Regions from separate parts of the Mus musculus genome. Here all the other regions are linked to region 4. A link is a loop called in an ENCODE intact Hi-C map of the cell type or tissue named here. Cell type or tissue: left cerebral cortex. All regions are shown on one strand. Region 1 has its middle 160 kb from the start of Lhcgr. Region 2 overlaps Nrxn1 (neurexin I). Region 3 has its middle 280 kb from the start of Gm4719. Region 4 overlaps Nrxn1 (neurexin I).

The links. Peaks named below come from ENCODE experiments on the same cell type or tissue, not always from the same donor. Only the 100,000 strongest peaks of a DNase experiment are listed, where the experiment ranks them.
Region 1: it touches region 4 in a loop (6-fold over the local background); 17 of 42 quality-filtered maps call a loop at or near these places.
Region 2: it touches region 4 in a loop (2.6-fold over the local background); 2 of 42 quality-filtered maps call a loop at or near these places.
Region 3: a loop joins it to region 4, with 9 times the contacts of the local background. A loop is called at or near these places in 16 of 42 quality-filtered maps.

What each region holds. Positions count from the first base shown.
Region 1 is chr17:88,951,231-88,956,230 of GRCm38, forward strand. No RefSeq gene overlaps it. Among named protein-coding and RNA genes, the nearest start is that of Lhcgr, 160 kb to the left of the region's middle. In left cerebral cortex, a CTCF peak has its summit at 2,988 (motif pointing right); a DNase peak (open chromatin) is centred at 2,991; H3K27ac peaks cover 380 bases.
Region 2 is chr17:90,582,415-90,587,414 of GRCm38, forward strand. The region is part of intron 15 of Nrxn1 (neurexin I); the gene reads right to left. Among named protein-coding and RNA genes, the nearest start is that of Gm32337, 120 kb to the left of the region's middle. In left cerebral cortex, CTCF peaks have their summits at 1,861 (motif pointing right) and 2,726 (motif pointing left); DNase peaks (open chromatin) are centred at 905, 1,906, 2,703 and 3,183; H3K4me3 peaks cover 446 bases; H3K27ac peaks cover 3,177 bases.
Region 3 is chr17:89,652,568-89,657,567 of GRCm38, forward strand. No RefSeq gene overlaps it. Among named protein-coding and RNA genes, the nearest start is that of Gm4719, 280 kb to the left of the region's middle. In left cerebral cortex, a CTCF peak has its summit at 1,992 (motif pointing right); DNase peaks (open chromatin) are centred at 2,059, 2,551, 3,279 and 3,839; H3K27ac peaks cover 3,913 bases.
Region 4 is chr17:90,498,750-90,503,749 of GRCm38, forward strand. The region is part of intron 17 of Nrxn1 (neurexin I); the gene reads right to left. Gm32337 (a long non-coding RNA gene) reads left to right here. Exons shown (of 2, transcript XR_877116.3): 2 at 1-5,000. Among named protein-coding and RNA genes, the nearest start is that of Gm32337, 39 kb to the left of the region's middle. In left cerebral cortex, CTCF peaks have their summits at 2,516 (motif pointing left) and 2,716; DNase peaks (open chromatin) are centred at 2,501 and 4,643; H3K27ac peaks cover 1,090 bases.

The DNA.
Region 1 (5,000 bases), 1.5 Mb before region 4:
CCATGTGTTGGAAGTTGCTTCAGTGGGGAGTGCCACACTCTGGGAGCATGTCTTCCTTTCTGGCTGGGATTCTCCAACTCCAGTGGAAGCTCTCATAAAACCCACACTGAGCATCCAAATCCCAGCCGAGCACCATCAGTGAGGTCTGTCTGACTCCCACCATCCCTGTTCCACAGACCCTTCCACATAGAACTGCATCTGATTTTCTGTCTAAATCTCTCATTTCTTATGATTCTTACAAATTCTTGTTATGATAGAGGGCATATTTCGTGAGGACAATTATGAAACTATATTTCTATACTCCCAAGTCCCCCCATGCCTAGCCCATAGGGGACTATTGTGCAAACAACCCATAAAAAAGAGTGGCTCAATCAATCATATAAAACCTTATAAATCAGAAATTAATATTATGGCTATGACTTACTAATTGCTTTTTTGGCTTTGCAAGCGTCAACTTGATGATCTAATTCTCCCATCTATAATAAGCATAATTTAAAATTTTAGGTTTCTTGCAAAATGATCAAAACAGAGACACATTGCTAATTTGCCTCCTACTAACAAAAGCTGGTTTTGTTTCACAGTTTCAGCTATGGCCAGACACATGTACCATTTTTTATTTTGCTTAATTAACTCTCTTTCTCCTCAAAAGTTTAAAAGTTGCTAATTTATAAAAATGACTTTGACGACTTAAGTAAGACCTGAGGTTGAAAGAAACAGGTATTTGTCTTTCCTACATTTGAAATCTACCTGTGGAAAGCTGGTCGCAGGGTCTCTGAGTTTTGCTAGAACTCACTTATGGAATAGGGACAGAGACTCTGATTGTGTAAAATAAAGGGTAAGAGTGCTCGGTTAGTCTTTGGGATGTTTTAAACATCCATTTTTAATTTCCTCTCTGTCCACTCACTTGGAAACCATGGCTTTTCAAAAGGCCGCTATCTGGCGATCTCTGTCACTTCAGTCTCAGAACTCACTCAACACCTTGTCTAAGAGACTTTCACCAAACATGTTGAGAACACATACTTACTGGAATCCAGGGTCCACTATGATCAGAGAAGTGGGGTTTGGAGCACTGTAGTAGGGGGAGGGGATTGGGTGTGGGTGGGATTATGAGGCCTGTGCAGACCTGGCCACCCTTGGGTCTGATTAGAGAGAGGACACTGGGAAAGAAGAAGTTAGAGTTGCTGCTGAGTGTGGCACCTCAAGGCCATGAACAAAGAGAAAGAAGGAGAGTTTGGAGGTCAAGTTGCTCACCCCTGATTTCCATGCAGCGGCTGAAGCTGCAGGAGGTGCCATCTTCTAGGTAGTTGAAAATGTGAAACAAGAGACTAGGGAAGTTTCCCATAGACAAACTGAGTAGAAGCAAGGTTGGTAGAAGGCTGTTCAGGTATTATCTGGGAACAGAAGAATGGAGTCTTTGTAAAATCCATCTGTCCTACTGCGAGAACTGCATGATTCTTCCTGTAGACAGAGAACAGAGGAGGGTGGTTAGCAGCAGAAAGAAAAGAGCCCTGTGCACTGCTGTGCTGTGCATATGTTTCTGCACATGTGTGCACACAGGTATGGGATCATAGAAAGGTCTAGAGCCCTGCCCACTGCTGTGATGTGTATATGTTCCTGCACGCGTATGCACACAGGTTTGAGACCACAAGAAGAGGAATAGGAAATGTTCATTATCACTAAAATATATATGATCACTCTTGATTTTCCTGCTATTTTTGTATTATAATGTTTTACTTTCTGTCTGAGACATGAAAACATGTGCACAACCTGTTTTGATCAGAGTCACGTCTTCCCTCTCTACCTTTCCCCAGAACCCCTTCATGTGCTTGCCCCAATTTCCCTCCCTGCAACATAATGTTCTTATCAATGATTTAGGAACTTCATATAATGCACCCAGATCACACTCCTCCCAGGTGGACCCTCTCATTCATGCACCCCTCTCAAGGGAGAAATCAGGCCCCATCTGTGTTATCTATATACTCATTGAAGCATGGTCAAACTCTCAGTAGCAAGCTCCTTAGAAAGGGGTTGCACAAAAGCTGTCAATGTTTCTTATTTTTCTCTTCTTCCATGTTGTAATAACCCACAGCATGCAGCCAGTGCTGCTCATCTGTGCACATATGTTGGGCCATCACCACAACATGGACAACTTTCCTGGGACCACACCTTCAAAGAAAACGGACCCTCGCTTAGCAGTCATGAACTGACAATAACTGTGAATACTTTCTCACCCATGCTCTTGTGTTGACTGGCTCAATCTTGTGTGAGTTATGTGTAGATGACCATAGCTACTGTGAGTTCTTATCATGTCCTCAAGATACTGTTTACCAATAATCTTCAGCAACCTCTGTCTCACAATGGAACAGTCTTTCCGTTATGTTCCCAAGGTGTGTGTGCATGTGTGTATGTGTGTGTGTATGTAACAAATAGTCATATTATTGTCCATACCCTAGAGTAAGCAGGTGTTTAGTAAATAATTGTTTGAGAGAAGAACCAGAATTTATTAATTTTAGAAACATGAAAACATGTGCACAACGTGTTTTGATCAGAGTCACGTCTTCCCTCTCTACCTTTCCCCAGAACCCCTTCATGTGCTTGCCCCAATTTCCCTGGAGTGTATTTCCCAAGACCTTGCTGATGTTGACTCTAGAGCCACTTTAATGAAAACACATTAACATTTACCTACAGCCCTGACTTGCTTTAACTATCTGCAATGCGATCTATCTGGAAGCACAACGCTGCTAAGAACTCTTGCAATCTACTGCAATACCAGGAAGATCACTGGCTTAGTAAACGCCTACATTTAAAAATAATTTAAACTTACTTCATGTCTTATATAATAGGAAAATCTTGATTAGCTTTGAAATTTATTTTTGGAAATTTGCTGAAAATAAGCTGTCTGGCATAAGTGCATTTAGGGATGGAATTAGGAGGTGTGGAAGAATCAAGGGTATGCTGGGTAACCTGCCGTTACTGCATTTACCACTAGATGGTGACCTTGTACTTGCTTGGTGATCTGCCCACTGCCAGAGGATGGCATAGTCAACTCTAGGTGGTTGAAACCCGGAGAGTGAAATTGGGAAGTTTATTGGAGTTGTGAAACGAGATGGTCGATGAGATTTGAAGTAATAAAGCTTGGGGACTTTAGTATCTTCCTGACCTGTTCACAGAGAATGTGATGGGTTGAGAACATAAGGGCATGGGCTAAATGCCTATGGTATAGAAAGCAGGAACATAAGACCCACATTCTAGTGCACCTGCCCACACTTTCTTGTCTTGTGTTTGGTAAGGCAGAGAACTTCTTGGGATGCCAATAGCTTCACCTGCAAAACCGGAGAAGACCGAATCTGTTAGGATCTGGGCCAGTTGTCTCCACAGTCTGTTCTTGTTTTGTCTGTGACTGAGAAAGTCTTTGATCTGAGGGCACCAAACATACTCAGTTGGCCATTGTCTACATTAAATAATTCACTTTTCAAGTCAGGCGAATAGAATTTTCGTAAAAGACATTTTTTTTTCCCATTTGGAGAAGTGTGGATATGGGACTTTGCTGTAGGCAAAGAGTAGAGAAGATGGTTGAAAGCTAAGAGAGAAAAAGGCTCACGTGACGTGTTCATGTCTAAATGTGTGTACACTCAGGACTGTGACAATGGAAAGGTGGAACAGTAGGAAATGCCCATTGTCACTAGGAAGGGTCTTAGTGTTGTTGATTGGTCAGCGTTAATTGTTTTCAGCCTTCAGAAGAAGCCTTCAAGAACTCATGATAATGGTTTTAAATCCCAGAGAGACTTAGTGTAGGTCTTATGATATCTGTACAATTAGTATAAACAGTGATTTTATCTCACACTCAATCCAAGGGCTTTGCTTGTAGAACATCCCTATCCATTTACCCAGAAAATGATTTCCCTTAATAATTGATGCTGTTTTACTAAGAGAAATATAATATCTCCAGAAGGCTGAAATGATTATGCGGAGATGTTGAGCTGCTGTTGGCACAGAAAAGGAACTTGGTTCTTTCTTCTCTAGTCCAGAATTTCCCTAAGTGAGGCACAAGAAGTGTCTCGCTTTATCTTAGATTACTTATGGATTATTCAGAATTGACTGAAGCAATACAAGGATGACTTTTCTGGTCTCAAAACTTATCAAAGTGCCTTATGTTACTGTTGTATGGATCCTTGCACTGCAGCAGAAAATAACGTCCAAGCTGGGCAGGAGCTGATAGTTTAGAGAAGGGAAGGCAAAGGAAGAGAAAGAAGGAAGGGGGCGAAGGGAGAGGGAGAGGAGGAGAGACAGAGAGAGTGTGTTGTGGGTGACTTGAAGGAAAAAAGTGAAGAGGCTGGGGAGGTAACTTTGCTCTTAAGAGCAGCTTGATTTTGCAGAGGACTCAGGGTCACTTCCCAGCGCCCACCAGTCGCCCACCAGTTCTGTAACTCTGGTTCTAGGGGATCTGATGCCCCCTTCTAGTCTCTATAGGCGCTGCATGCATACTGTGCACGTGTGAACAAAGTACTCATGTGCACAGAATAATTAAATAATCTTTTAAAGGACAAAGGATGAACTAGATAGGGACTGCATTCAGAAGGGCTTATGTCCATGATTTCATATTCTGTCCTCCCTCGGGTTAGTGCTTTCGAATAATTGTCAAAAGTAGTCAAATATTCTCTCTCTACCATCCCTTGTGAGCTTCAATAAAATTTAATCATTTCTGAGAAGCTCTTTTTGGTTCAAAGATGGCCAGGACAGCTGGGCGCCTGAGATGAGAGCCTGGATGTGATGTGACTCCACTTACTCACACGTCCTCTATCTTATTTAATCAAAGGATTCTTAGCTAGGTATTTGCTGTGCAGCCTTAGTGTTTGTAAAGTTGCACATGACCACATCTTTGCATGGCATTTCTCTTTCCTTTCTAAACTCAACAATGAGATTTTTTTTCATTAACTAAGAAAAGTATTAGCATTCTCAGGAAGATGGTTGGTTGAGAGAAACGTCAGTTTGAAGACGAG
Region 2 (5,000 bases), 84 kb after region 4:
ATGTACAGAGTATGCAAGTGGCACACATACATCAATGTGCATGAAGCACTCACACCCGTAAAATAAATACATTTATAACTGATTTTAAAAAGTCAGGTAGTAAGAGGCTGGATCTTGAGAACATTCACATGACACATGACTGGATATGTCACTTATCCGGAGGATGTCACTCTAGGCAGAGAGAGATGGAGGATTTAAACAAGACAGAGTTGTACGTACAGGCTACAGACCTTTAAGCTGCAATAGTGTTTGCTGGCCTGGAGTATGAACATTAAGAGAAGAACACTCAGAATGAACGTTAAACAAATCACAGACAACTGTGTGCATCCGGGAAGGGTATCTTCCTAGAGGTGGGGATGGCGAAAGTGGATTAAAACAAACTGTCGGAGATTTGAGAATCAAGAGGATAGGTTTGGGCTGATTTTGGCAAAGTCTGGGAATCCAATAGATTCAAAAGAAACAATGGTTTTATGTCTCTAATTGTCTTCGCAGTGACTGTGCTGTAACTCTTGTGTGGGGAAGGGAATAACAAAGTTGTCAAGTATTACATTGTCAGACTCACTGCCTTATTGTCACTGTTTTGTGCTGTGGTCCTTGCCTCCAAAGTAGTCCCTTTCCCCACTGAACATCAATTCTCAGCTGCACTGCAGCTAAAAAAAAAAAAATCACTAAAGTGTACTGCCAACCACAGCATCCCCAGCTTCTGCCGATTGTGCAGAGCCCCGCTCGATCAGAGAAGCAAAGCACCCTGCTTCCTTCTGAGACATAGAGATCCTTAGAAGGGCAACACCCTTCTCAGGAGGTTTGTACTGCATGCATGAAAGATCTAATTGGGCATTTATAGCCAATTTATAAAATGAGAGCAGCCACCACAGCTGGGAGAGCACCTGCTGCACTCTAGAGCCCACAGTGGCAGGTCCACTCATTGGGTTTAAATCCCGTGTTTGGGGGAATTTGACAGTGAGATAAAGCAGAGTTCCAAATCTGAACCACTGCCAGTAATGAGATGTTACGTCAGGGCAGTGCCAGCAGGCAGGGAAGAAAGAAGGTCTCAGAAGCATGATGATATTTGGGAAACAGGACTAGGGGGAGGGAGCAGGTGCCAGGGACACCCAGGTCTTCTGGAGATCCCGTGCAGCAATTACAACAAATTCCTACCCCTCTAAGGGCCCTCATGGTTAGCCACTGAAAAGGTGTCTTGTCTCTTCAATTTTCAAATAATCCTTAAAATAACCTCACACAAATTAAGAACGTGTTAGTAAATCTCACTACATCATGACCAAGAGGCCAACAAGAATTTCTTCCACTGTCAATATAAGTCAAATTCTTATCTGAACATTTCCTCTCTGAGCAAAAGGATCTAGGAAAGAACAAAAGAGCTACCCAAAGTCACACATGTCAAGCAATGAAGCTCAGACATGTTTAAATGTGATCAAAACTTTGGAAGTGACAACATTCAATAAAATGTTTTTCAAAGCACAATGTGAAAAGGTAGATCAGGCCGGTGTGCCTCATGTCCAGGTCCAGAGAAAGAGATCCGCTAGGGAACAAACTGATCTGCGTTACAAAAGAAAAGAACATGCATAGGATGTATGCAAATCTCCACTTAGACATGGAATCCGTTGGAATGGAAAGTCCTGGCTGATTAGGGGGCCTTTTACTCGCTTGGCCAAGGGAAACTCAGTAGCCGGCAGTTAGCTACCTTTAGTCGAAGATTTGAATGGAGATACGGAAAATGCTAAAAGATGAGGAAGGAAATTAATTTGGGATTTGTAAGAGGGATAAAGGAGAAGGGGACAAAGTGTTCACCCCCTGGATGACCTAGATGTAGCCAGAGTTACAAGGTGTAATTTTGCTAAGTGGCCACCTGAGGGCACTGTCCGCTATACACCTAGGACCATAGTCGGGCCCCAATCAAATTTTTAAAAGCCTCAATTTGCTGATGGATTAACTTAATTCTTAAATAAGGACACCCATGGAAGATGGAGACCCAAAACTATTCGTCTGTTCTATTTTTATTCTTGAACTACATAAATGAATAAGCAAGACTGACCTCAATTCAAATCCCGGACACTCATAAGGATTACATACAATAACCTCATTTAAATCCATTGAGTATTTAATAGGGACTCAATAAATATCAGCCCCTTTCCATATATTTTAGCATAGAAGTTGCCAAATTAGGACAAGACAAGCACACGGAGGGATTGCATTATTTCACTAAAGGGGTCAGTACTCAAAAGTTCCAGAATAAATAGAGTCATGCTATGAGATCAGTCCAGAGTACATGAATGTTGTGTCTTTCCTTGCGTGTTGCAGCTTGTACTTAATAGCCAAAGGGAATAGACATCGGCAGCTGGGAATAAAGATGAAAACAAATTGTATCAGCAGGGAGAGGCATACACCCAGGAGACTTGGGCAGTGCGAGAAAAGATCGCTAGAACAAGGTCATCAGCACGGAATTTCTTTTCTGGAACTCTCCTTGGGTAGAGGCTTGTTCATGACGATTTCCATATGAATCGAGGTGGGGAGGAGAGAGGTCTGGGTTTCATATTTCCACAATTACAAGATAAAACCCAGTCTTGGACAAAAGCCTGAATGGCTGTCAAGGCTAAATGTGAATTTTACATTCTGGAAACAAAGGCATTCTGTTTGCCTGCACTAGAGGAGCGAATTAATCCCCTCCCCAACACTGTGTAACAGTGCATGGCCCTATGCTGCCCTCTGGTGGTTCTTTTAGGTATAGTAATGTAAGTGAAAACATCAGAAATTTGATTTAGCCAAGTGACTTCAGATGAGGACTGACCAAAGTCAAACCCATTAAAAAGTGAGTTAAAGATTGTATAACATAAATTGTGCCTTGGTTCAGGATGCTCACGACATGTAGTGAGGATCTCTGACTACATCTCTAGTCGTTCCTGGGCATCCTTGGTGAGTTATTCTAAGAAGAACACGGAATTCTGCACTTCAGGAACTACCAGGCATGCAGTGTAGCTAAGCTGACTGCTTTCCCTTAGAGAAGTAAAGATTCTTCATGGATTTGAACAGGGTGTGGATAAGTCAGAATACATTTAATTCTCAGAGGGTGAATGTCAATGAAAATAAACCCACTGACTCAGATACAGTGATTCTCCTGCTTCCTGTATTCCTACGTGACTGGCAGGCACAGTCAGTTCCAGGTGTGAAGCCCTGCATGTCTCATACCCATAAACTCATCCTTAGTTCCCGTGGCTGCCCACGAGGGAAGAAAGAGCAGCCATTGGTTGTTTTCACTTGTTCTTCCTGTATCCTTTAAACAAGGCTTTCTCAAAAAGTCTTCATGCTCAGCCCAGTTGCGGTACCCACACGCAGTGCCATAGCTTTCCTCCCTGTCATGTCCTACATGTGAGTGCTCAGACGCAGTGTGTTCCTTGGGATGGTAACTTCATGGCAGGACCCTCAGCAGGAGTCAGTGCTCAGTAAATAGCATCTGGCTAGCACCGAAGTCCTGCAGAGCAAGGATGTGATGGGTTACATCACGCTCTCCCTCCAGAGTGTTTCTTGGGATTGCTGTTCCTATTAAAAGTCACAAACCCACTTATAACCTGAAACTTCAGCCTAATTTTAGGGAGCAGCTCTTGTTTTGTGACCTCATCTGAGAGGTCTGAAAGCACAGTGGCTTCACAGAATTGAGCAGGATAACTATTGGATTAAATAAATAAATAAATAAATACGTCAACCTGAAGAGGTAGATCTGTAAGTAAGAGTACTGCATACACAAGCATGAAACCCCCAGTTGGTATCCCAGAATCCACACAAACAGCCTTCGTGGCCATGCACATGCCTGTAAATCAGTGCAGAGAGGCAGAGACAAAACAGGAGTATGGCTGGGGATTCCTGGTCCAACGAGAGACTGTGGCTCTAAGGAGTATGATGAAGAATGCCACAGTTAAGACACCCAACACCCTTTTCTAGGGTCCAAACCCACAGCCATACACACGGGAATGTGCCCATGCAGCCACAAACAAACACACACATCTACTCAGCGTGGGGATTAGCCTCTGACTTAAACTGAGTTTTTGGTTTTTTTTTAAACATTTAGTAAGAGTCTTAAACTTAAAATCTGACTTTGTCCACTCTTCATGTAATTAATTCATGGTTTCGGCATTTCTTTATTATGGAAAATGCTTTTCTTTTCATCAGTACTAAAAGTAGTCCATGTATTAAGAAAATGTGTCTAAGATTTGTACAGGCACACACTCGTCTCAGAAAGAACCCTCTTGTAGCATACTATCAAGCTTATATCCATTGCAATAAATAAAAAGCAAATGTTTGCTTTTAGGAATTGCTGTTCCAAACATCTGAAGAGTCACAGCCCATGGAATTTCATTGTTCATGATGACAAACTGTGACTATAAGTATTAAATCCTTCAAGCAATGCTTCTAGTCATCTGAATCTCTGACATGCCCTCTGAGGTCTCTCAGGAGGATCATGTATGTGCCTTGAAAACTCTCTGACATAAACCAGGCATTATTTTATTAGCTCATAGTTGGCCTGGCCAGTATACTGAACTTCAGGCTTCCCCTTTCCTTAGAAATGGCCTCCTGAGTCCACCATGCAAATGAGGGCATCCTCTGAATACCAAATACATAGCTCACTTCTGTCTCAGAGAAGACAGAGAAACAGAGAAGCTTATTAAACTGCATTCCTTTGAGTCTCCTGTTAGGTTTGCAAAAGAGAGAGAGAGCCCTTTGAACTTAACAAGGGGCTTCCTATGAAAGAAGGGAAACACCATTAACACATATTTTACATGTGACAAACTAGGATCCAGCATTGTAAATATGAACCACAATTACATAAAGCAAAATATTTTCTTATTTCAGCCTGTTTAAAAGGCATTTTTTCCCTCTAGAATGACAACTCTTAGATTTTCCTTCTCCATTTCTGTAACTCTCCAATGCATTTATTTCTTGAATCAAATGAACGGGCTCCATCAATATAAATCCGTTTTTTAAAAGGA
Region 3 (5,000 bases), 850 kb before region 4:
CTAATGAAGAGGAGGCTGGGGAAGGGGGGACTCAGAAGTCTGGAAAGGATGAAAGAGAGTGTCCACCCTGACTGCAGGAAAGCAAAAAAACAGTGGCATACTGTGATCTGAGTCCTGAGCCTTGCTGCAAGCTCAGATGAGGCTGATGGTTTCTGCTTGAAAGCAGTTGGTGGTCAGCATGGAACAGAGAAGGTCTGGACTCCTCAGGAGTGGGATTTCACTAGGTAATTGCAAAGAACCTAGAGAACACCAGCATCCACAGGCAGGGTGGGTGTCAAGGGAGTGTGGTGATTGACAGCTGATCATGGACTTTATAGGGAAGTGCCAATCTGAATAGACAGAAAAGGAAAACATCTCAACATTCAGGCCCAAGGACACTTGGAGTCAGAGTAGACAGAGAGGTATGAGAGATTTAAGAAAAGAGAAATGGTTGGTCTGGTGTGTAGAGTGACTAAAATTGAGGTTATTGAGAAATTATTGTTACCAGCATTGTAGACATCCAGGGTATAAACACAGAACTGCCTCTGTCATCTGTGGGACTTCCTTGCCCCATTTAGAGTTTGAACCCCAAACCACTTCCCATTAAATAATTTAAAATTGCCACTTCTCCCCTGCCCCTTGCACTTTTCCCACACTCATGTTTCTGTGAGAAAGCTTGGCCATATCACAGTGTACATTTATGCTATTTTTTTTTGTTTGTGTTTGACCTCCTTCTCTGGAATTAAAGCTCTAGAAAGATCAGGATTTGGATCATTTCTAGGACCTAAAACACCTTTAATGATTAGAGATTTGTGTAGCAAAAACTACTCTTAGTATTAAGTACATTTTTTTTACTTTCTCTAATAAGTTGAAGATGACAATCCTAAAGAACCAGCAAGACCTCCTAATATTGTGCAGTTTTGTGGATGGTTGGGCAGCCTAGCATAAATATACAAAGGTATTACTAACTGAACATGTTCATAATAGAAAGCTAAATAAATGAAAACTGTAAATCAGTCCTTCACTGTAATTTAGATTAAATGGGACACTGCCTATGTTTCAACTATTATAAAGTTAATAATTAAATTCTTCTGAGCTGAGTAGTGTGATTTTTTTTTTTGTTCTTTTGGGAGGTGGCCAGACTCATAACATTTTCAGCTGTGTCCATTTTGTATACTGTCACTTTCTGCACTTTCTCTTTTCAGGGTTTTAGAGCCAACTGCTCTACCATCTTGCTATGCATTCCCATCCCATAATTTGCTGCTTCTATGTATTTTTAATCGACCAGAAAGAGTTCATGTGAAGTTGTAGACATGAAACAAGGAGTACAGGGCCTCATGTGTAGGTGAAGTCACACTAGCTTTTGTTATTGTCACTGTCCACTCCTGTGCTTAATTGGATTATAGACAAATGTAATAGTGGACTGGGAAGTCCCATAATCCTAGTTATGCGCTGTTGGGGGCCTTTTGTTCTCATGTTACTTTTTCTGTTTATATGGCCAGCTCTGGGCAGAAGAGAGTTAAACACATGATACTATCAAATACATGCATAAGGAGAGGATTTCAGTCAAAGGCCTCCGATCAAAACAGCCCTTAAGACAATGTTCCATTTGAAGGCAAGTTCATGAAGCAGAAAGTGACCAGATTTACTAAACAAAAGAGTGCATTGGAGAGGTTTTAAGGATAATGCAAAGGTCTATGATAACTCATGAATAACTCGCCTGACCTAGATTTAAGTAGCACAGATGATTCATGCTGACATAGACATTTGGTTATTTAACCAAATGCATTGTATAAGCATCTCATTTCTACACTATACTTTTAAAAAAGCATAAGCATTTCAGATTAAGAAAATAAAAGTTATTTTAACGGCCGATGATGTGAACTGTTAAGAGTCACAGCCTATGCTTTCTGCATCTGAGTCTCTTCTGTAGGAAACCAATTTCTTAATGCCCAAGTCCCACAGCACATTGCAGCTCCATTAAAATCTGAGAAAAAGGTCCCATTCTGCCAGTAGAGGGCAGCATTACCTAGTCAAGTGTTAAGTGGGCACCAGAACAGATGGGCAGATGGTGCAGAATTTAGAATGCAGAATGGGTGGCTACCTACTGCTCCTCATCCTTGAGTCACCAGACCACAAGTGCTTCTCCACAAAATAGCAATCTTAAGTAATAGTGGAAACGCTCTCCCTCCTCACTGCCACTGTTCCCAAAATGGTCACATTACTCATTTCTGTTGGAATAGGAACAGGAATTTAAACTTCTACAATCTGTGTTGTTTTCTGAAATTTAAAGTTTGTTCTATGAATACATTCATTTATATAAAATACAGCAGCTTGTCTATACATATTTGAACATTTCAAAATTACAGTTGAAAGTAGCGGATTTTTTTTTCTTCTGCAAAAATATTTAAGAAGTATTTATAAAGTTTGATTATGTTTAATATCATGTTGAAACATGAAAACTTAATTGCACATTTAATATAGAAATAGTCAAAGTCATCGGCTGTCACAGACCATTTTTAAAAAAAACCTAGCTGTGTAATGTTTAACCACAATAATCTGTGAAGTCCACTTGTTCTGCCTGTAATATTTGGATGACTCTCTTTACAGTGGTCCCCATGTGGGTCACAGAAGCTGCTGTAGCAGGACATATCTCATGACATAAGATTGATTCCCATGAATAAGGTAGGAGGATTAGATAGTTTAACATTCTGTCTAGAGAATATAAAATATTCAATGGGAGATATGAAAACAGATGTTGAAAAATTGACAAAATACATGATATAAGAAGCCAGTATGAAATAGTTAATGGAAAAGTCTTTGAAATCTTTCATTTAACAATGGAGGAAGTGGAAGAAAGATTAGGCAACACATATTGAAGTGTATTAAAATGCTAAAGGCACTGTGCACATGAATGGAGTTATGTAGATCATCATTCAAACCTTAGCATTCATGGTCACCTTGTGTCTGTGCCCTTGGCTACCTTAGCAAGACAGCTTGGTGGGATGTTTCACATTTTCTTCTTCCTTTGACCTTTATTAAAGAAAAAAGTCCTACTTGTCATTTTTTTCTATTAATATAATTCTGAAACCTAAAGTTAATGCAGGAATTATGTAATGACATGAATGCTAATACAGAATGATGCAACCCCACCAGAGTCCAGAAGAACACCTTGTGCTTCATCAAGCAAGGCTTAGACAGCAGCATCCCGCATTTGTGTGCCGTGCTCCACCGATGCTATTCTTGACTATGAGAAACTGTTTCCTTTTAGGGTAAGTTAAAAGTTTCTCAGATCAGGAGAAAGCCTGGCTACTGCAAAAAAAATAGTAATAATAAATGAAATTATGCTTCATCCCTCCCCCCCCTAATTTTTTGCCTGTAGCAGCAGTAAGTGCAATAATGTGAGAGTGGGAACGGATTGCTATGGCAACAAAGTGTACTCTGATAATGAAGATGGTATCTAACAAGCAAGAGCAGGTATAACTTTAAGAGAGACACACACACAGAGGAGGAGGAAGAAGAGGAGGAGGAGGAGGAGGAGGAGGAGGAGGAGGAGGAGAGAGAGAGAGAGAGAGAGAGAGAGAGAGAGAGAGAGAGAGAGAGAGAGAGAGAGAGCCTTTAATGAGCAGGAAGAAAATGTAAAAAGCTTAATGTTTTCATTGTCTATCATATACATATTGGCCCACTTATTGTTGGTTTTGTGCATTAACTAAAGTCCTCCTAGACCTACCACAACATTACAAGATTACATAATGCTTTGTGGAGGAGGAAACCCAGTAATTCTATACAAGTGTTATAAACACCTCTAATCTAGAAACATGGGACAACGTGCAGTTAGTTTGAGACCTGCAAAGTCTGGAGTTCCCAGAACTTCTGCTTCAAGGAAGATTCCGAGAGCTTGGTTCAGCTTTTCTTGGCAAGGTAATTTTGTTCCTCAAGAGACATTTTCGAACAACTTTGCAAAGAAACCAGGGAAAACCAGTGTATATTCTCTCGTGAGTGGAGAGAACATAGAAGCTGAGAGTCTAAAGGAAAATATTGAGAAGTTGATTTGAAACAGATTGGGAAGTGAATCTGACCATTAATTAAACAAGATCAACTCTTTGGGGTATCATTCAGAATTGGCTAGGTTATCATCCAAAGTAACTAAAGACAACATTTCATTGGCTAATGAAACAAGTGCTTATTTCTCATTCATGCTGTTAATAACACCTCGGCAAAGCACTTACATCCTTGCCATCATTATTTTAGCAGTGATGCTCCTAAAATTTAGCAGTATTGGGGCAAGAGCTCTGGGAGGGTGTAGGTGGAGGCCTGGTCATGTGTTTAGCAGTCAAAGATGGATCTGCAGAGGGTCGCCTTGTGTTCTACCTCACTACCCATCTGCATACCATTCTTTTCTCTCTTCTTCTGTAGTTATCTCTGAGTCTTGGAGGGAGTGATAAAGATGTTCCATTTATGGCTGAACATTCCATCACCCCTTATTCTATATAACAATAATGGATAACTTCATGGCAGAGGTCAGTAAATTCATTTCCTTACAGAGCTTTGTTGAAGATGTTCCTCAAATTAAGACGAAAACTAAAACAAAGCCCATTTTCCTATTTAGTCCCTTATAACAGTTCTAAACCTCAGTGTGACTATCAAGGTTGGGGTTGTGAGAACACTTGGGGCATGATACTTATGGTCTAGGGGCTTGTCTGATACCATGCTTTCCATTCATTGAAGTCCCATTATGTATTTCTTAAAAAAATAAAACATAAAACATAAAACATAATGAGATTTGTTGCTGTATGTTGATGTCATCCTAGTGTCTTACAACTGGTCAGTGAAGAAAAGGAGATGGTGGAGTGCTCAGCCCTAAATAGGAGATCTTCATTGCCTTCCCCAAGGTTCAGGGACCATTACACAAGAGGGGGCACATGAATGTAATATGAAGGGTTGTGAGGTAGGTTATAAGAAGGGCTTTCCGGACATGACACAGCCATTGTGCTTGTAAAGATACTGCTGCTGTGGTTGCC
Region 4 (5,000 bases):
TCAGAGATCTCTGGGGTAGTGAGCTCTATAGGTTCCGTTCAGGATCCCTCTCTCAAGTACAATGATCTTTGCCTGATTTTCAAAATCGTCAGCTAACCAACGTAATAACTCTAATTTAAATATTCTCTCATGGCTTTAGAAGTCATTTGACCTTTGTTGTCCTCATCCTTACTTCCTGTATAGACAGGAAGTAAGGACTGAATATAAAACATCAAGACGAACACAAAAGAAGCCACCTCCCAGATAAAGACCAGAAGTCCTTCCCACCACACACTCATGCAACTAAAACACATAGGAGAAAACCTGCAGTGTCTAAACTTGAGAAATGTAGATGCTACACAAATGTCCAATAAAGGGCAATTCGAGTGTGGACCAAGGCTTAATTAAGGCCTTCTCTCTCTGCTCAATTGTCATACCTACTTTCAGAAGTAAAGGTTTCACTTTGTTAATAAACTGTCTCTACTCTATGTCTAATACATGTCTCTAATGCAATCCTTAGTCCTGAGATAATGATAGCCTCAGATGGGCACCTTCTAAATTCAGATCTGCAGGGAGACACTAAGCATGCCTTTCTCTCCCATTTTCTTTATCCCCATTTTTGGATATTGGCCAAAGACTTAAACATGCATTCTCTGATTACTGGTCTCTCTCTTTCTATGAAGTTCTATTATTCCCCTCCTATCATACACTGCTTGCTGATCTCCATTGCTGAACTACTGGTGTCCTGTGATCCTAAATCAAAAAGTCCTGTAATTCTCTCTTCCTCTTTACCACTTCCCTCCTCCAGAAGCTGCTGAGAATTTTCTTGCTTATCCTCTTGTTTTTCTCTCAATAAAATGGCCCTTGAGCTTCTAAGCCAACTCGAAATTATTTTATTAATGAGATTGTCCTAGTTAGGGTTTCCATTGCTGAGAAGAGACACCAAGACCAAGGCGTCTCTTATAAGGGGCATCATTTAATTGGGGCTGGCTTATAGGTTCAGAGGATTATTCTATTATCACCATGGCAGGAAGCATAGCAGCATCCAGGCAGGTACAATGCTGGAGACGGAGCAAGAGGTCTGATCTTGATCTGAAGGCAGTCAGGAGAAGACTGTCTTCAGTGCAGCTAGGAAGAGGGTCTCAAAGTGACACACTTCTTCCAACAAGGCCACACCTGCTCTAACAACGCTACAACCTCCTAATAGTGGCACTCCCTGGGCCAAGCATGTACAACCCACCACAGAGACCAAGAAACCCAAAGAGAACCTCAGATCCAGCAGTAACTACGAAACTGCTAAACCTTTCAGGTTCCTTTTCAGAACTTTGATGTGCGTTTTGTGTATGCGTGAGTATTTGGAGTGGAGGTACACGTGCCTGTGGATTGGGGTGTGTGTATGTGTGTGTGTATGTGTGTGTGTGTGTGTGTGTGTGTGTGTGTGTGTGTGTGTGTGTGTGTGTATAGGCCACAGGAAGACATTGGGACATTGATGTTCTGTTCTGTCACTGCCCACTTTATTTCTCTGAGATAGATTCTCTCACTGAACCTGGAGTTCATGGTCTTCTTTGTATGTTTGTGGGTTTGATTGTTTGTTTGTGTTTTGCTAGGATGGCTGGCAGCGATCCATCCTATCTTCCTATCTTTGCCTGCTAGGTATTTTTCTATGGATATTGGAGATCCATTCTCAGGTCTAGGACCAGGATACTGGACAGTCCTTTCATGTTGAAATCATCTTGGAGGAGCACAAAGCCTGGGACTGGTATTTTCTTTTCTTACAAAGAGAAATGTCTCATTTAACAACTTAGGCTAGACCATGGTGAATTTCCTAATGTACTTTGTTATGTTATCAAATGAAAAGCAGTCCAGCCTTTGCCCTTCTCCTGCCTTAGGTTGGTTACCTCCATCCCAGGTTACTTCTCTTACCTTGCTGACCTAACCGTGAGGGAAGTTTTCGGAAAGCAGGCAGGTTTGGCAGATGAGGAAGCTCAATTTGCAATTGCCTTGAAGAGCGGCTGTTCTTCACTGTGGATGCGTGGATGTGACAATAAGGGGAGGCACACTGTTTATCTTTGCAAAATATGAGTCTGTGGCAGAGAAAAGAAGGCTTGTCCCATAGGTGCCAAGGAATCAAAGCCACACTGCCTTTATGTCTTTGATGTATTTCATTAATGTAATACATTCATTAATTAAAAAGAATACTTAGGGAAGTTTTTTTTAATGTGAGATGCATTTGCCGTATCAGCCATATTCCTCTTTCTCCAATGCTTCTTTTCTTCACATTAAAAACAATGAATGAAACCAAACAAACCTTTACCTAAATAATGATGCTAGTCACAAAGTATATTTCCAATAATGAATATCAGCTGTCAATCTAATAAATGTGAATAAGGACTTACTAAAATATTAACAATAAACAAACAAACAAACAGACAGACATGATTAGGAGGTAATGTCACTTTGGATTCTTAGGTAACAGGCTGAGCTGATTTTCCAGTACCTTAATGCCCCCTGCTGGCAATTCTTGGAAGTGGCATATTCTAGGCAGAAATATAAAAGGGAGCCAGCCATCTCTTTAAAAGTCTTAGAGAAAGGATTAAGAGATAAAGATTAAAGATAAAGATTGTGTTTTGCCTGGGTTTATTTTCTTGACTGTAACTATCAGTAGAGGAAGTATGTGAGGACTGTGCTATGTGTAAGGAATCCTCACTTCATTGCAAGGGGGATGGTCCTAGTGGTGAAAACAGGGCTTGACTGGAGAGTGTTAGCTATTGATTCCGTTCATTCTGCTAACCTAGCTCTGCGCAGCCTCCAGTGAACGTCAGTCCTATGTTCTTCGTGCAGACACATTTTTATGCATCAAGTGTAAGGAAAGAGGATATATATTTGTCGAAGGTGCTATGCCAGTATCGCACCATTTTCTCTAAGTACTACAGCCAAGGAGGGAGCTATTAGAAAAAAATATATGTAGAGAAAGGGTTTGTATAGTGTTTTCCCTTGCTGAATCACAAGCATTCAAAGAAGACACAATTTCTAACTACATATCTTGGTATCTATGGTGATTGAGAGTTTTGCTGGTTATAGTAGCCTGGGCTGTCGTTTGTGTTCTCTTAGGGTCTGTATGACATCTGCCCAGGATTGTCTATTCTTTCTTTGCATAACTGTATTTGCAACTTTAGGGCATTAATAAGTAAAGGCTACTTAATTTCTCAATAATCAATCTGATAAAAAAAAATATCGAATACTGACAGGAGTCTAATGGTCATCACATAGGACAACACATCCCAGGAGAACACAGGATTTTATGACATTTCTGAAGGTAATTCAGACAGGGTGGAATGTGAAGTTTAAGAATTATTTACTTCTAGGAATTTCCACTTAATTTTTTACAGTGTAATTGGTGACAGATGAGTAATTCTCCAGAAAAGTCAAACCTTAGACAGGGATACTAGCAAATATCCTCAAATTGGTCTCTACTGAGTAGAGATATAAGGGGATAAACCTACAGGAGACAGGGGCACTTGATGGCTCTGGGGACTTTAGTCCTCCGGTCTCCAGCTTTTTGTTAGACTTTAAGGAGCAACAGCTGTATCACTTGAACCCTTTTGTACTAAGTAAGGAGTCCAGAATTTCCTTCTAAGATGTAGACTCCTCATTTTCCCACCAGTCCATGTACTTATTTTTCATGTATATTACTGCATACATTTATTCACTGGTGAGAACTGCTATTCTTATACAGCACCTCAGACAAGGCACCACTCAACACTTGATAAACACACATGAAAGAGGTTTTTCTAGTGGGTTTTATTTTCTCACTGTATTTACAGCTACAGTACTTGAAAAGATGAGATTGGTAACTGGGGAAACAGGTCAGGGATGAAGTACACTGGCTGTTCTTCCAGAGGACCAGTATTCAATTCCTAGCACCTATGTGGGGGCTCACAGCTATCAGTAATTCCAATCTCAGGTGATCTGTTGCCCTCTTCCGGCTTATAGGAGCACTGCATGCACATGATGCATTGACACCCATGAATATACCTATGAAAAGCTAAATAAATAGATAATTTAAGAATTATATTTTTAAAAGGAAAAACAGAGAAATGGCAAACTGGGAAACGAACCTGTGGCTAACAATAATTAATTGTCATGATCCACACTTAAAACTACAATAATAAAATTAATTTTTCTACGTATACTATACTACTTCAAATATTTTATAACATTTTGCCACCAATTATAAGACAGTCCTATGTATTTATATGTGTACTTAGTATCTATATTGAAATAACTATACAATTCAAAGTCCAGTAGGTTTTTGAAAAATATAATATGGCTGTAAATTCCTTAAATATATAATCTAACTTGGCATGGTAGTACATGCCTGTAACACTTGTACTTCAGAGGTAGATAGTCCGGAATTCAAAGTCATTTTCAAATACCCAGAGAGTCTGAAGCTACGTGACTCATCTCAAAATTCAAGAGTACGTGTGTACCTGCATACATATGTGCACATATACGGCCCCTCACCCCACACATATACAGACAAGGAAGTACAAGTGCATATCTCCAATAATTTGTCAGTTCCTCCTAACATAAAGTATTGTTCTGGCTTGTTATAATTGGGCTGTAGTACGAACAAGTATGCCAGAACTCTGGAGATAATTTTAAGATGAGTTACGAGCAGTCTGGCAGATAGGAAAAGAAAGAATCTATGTCATTTTCCTGACACAACACCATTCTGAACCGAATTGCCACCCCCACCTGTTCTGTCTTCTTCCTCCACTTCTGTTGTCCTGTGTTTTGTGTGTCCATAGAGGGCTCTATCTGATATGCTGAAATATCTTCATACCCATGCTTCACGTAAGATATTAGCCATTACTAAATAATTAATTATTCTATTATTTAGTAATCTGGCAATACATCTAATTAAGCAGTGGACACTAGGTTGTGTGAGCTCTTTCTTGACCGTGCCACCAAGATCCACTGAGTTTTCAACAGAGAAACTAGCTTAATTCTGGAGGAAT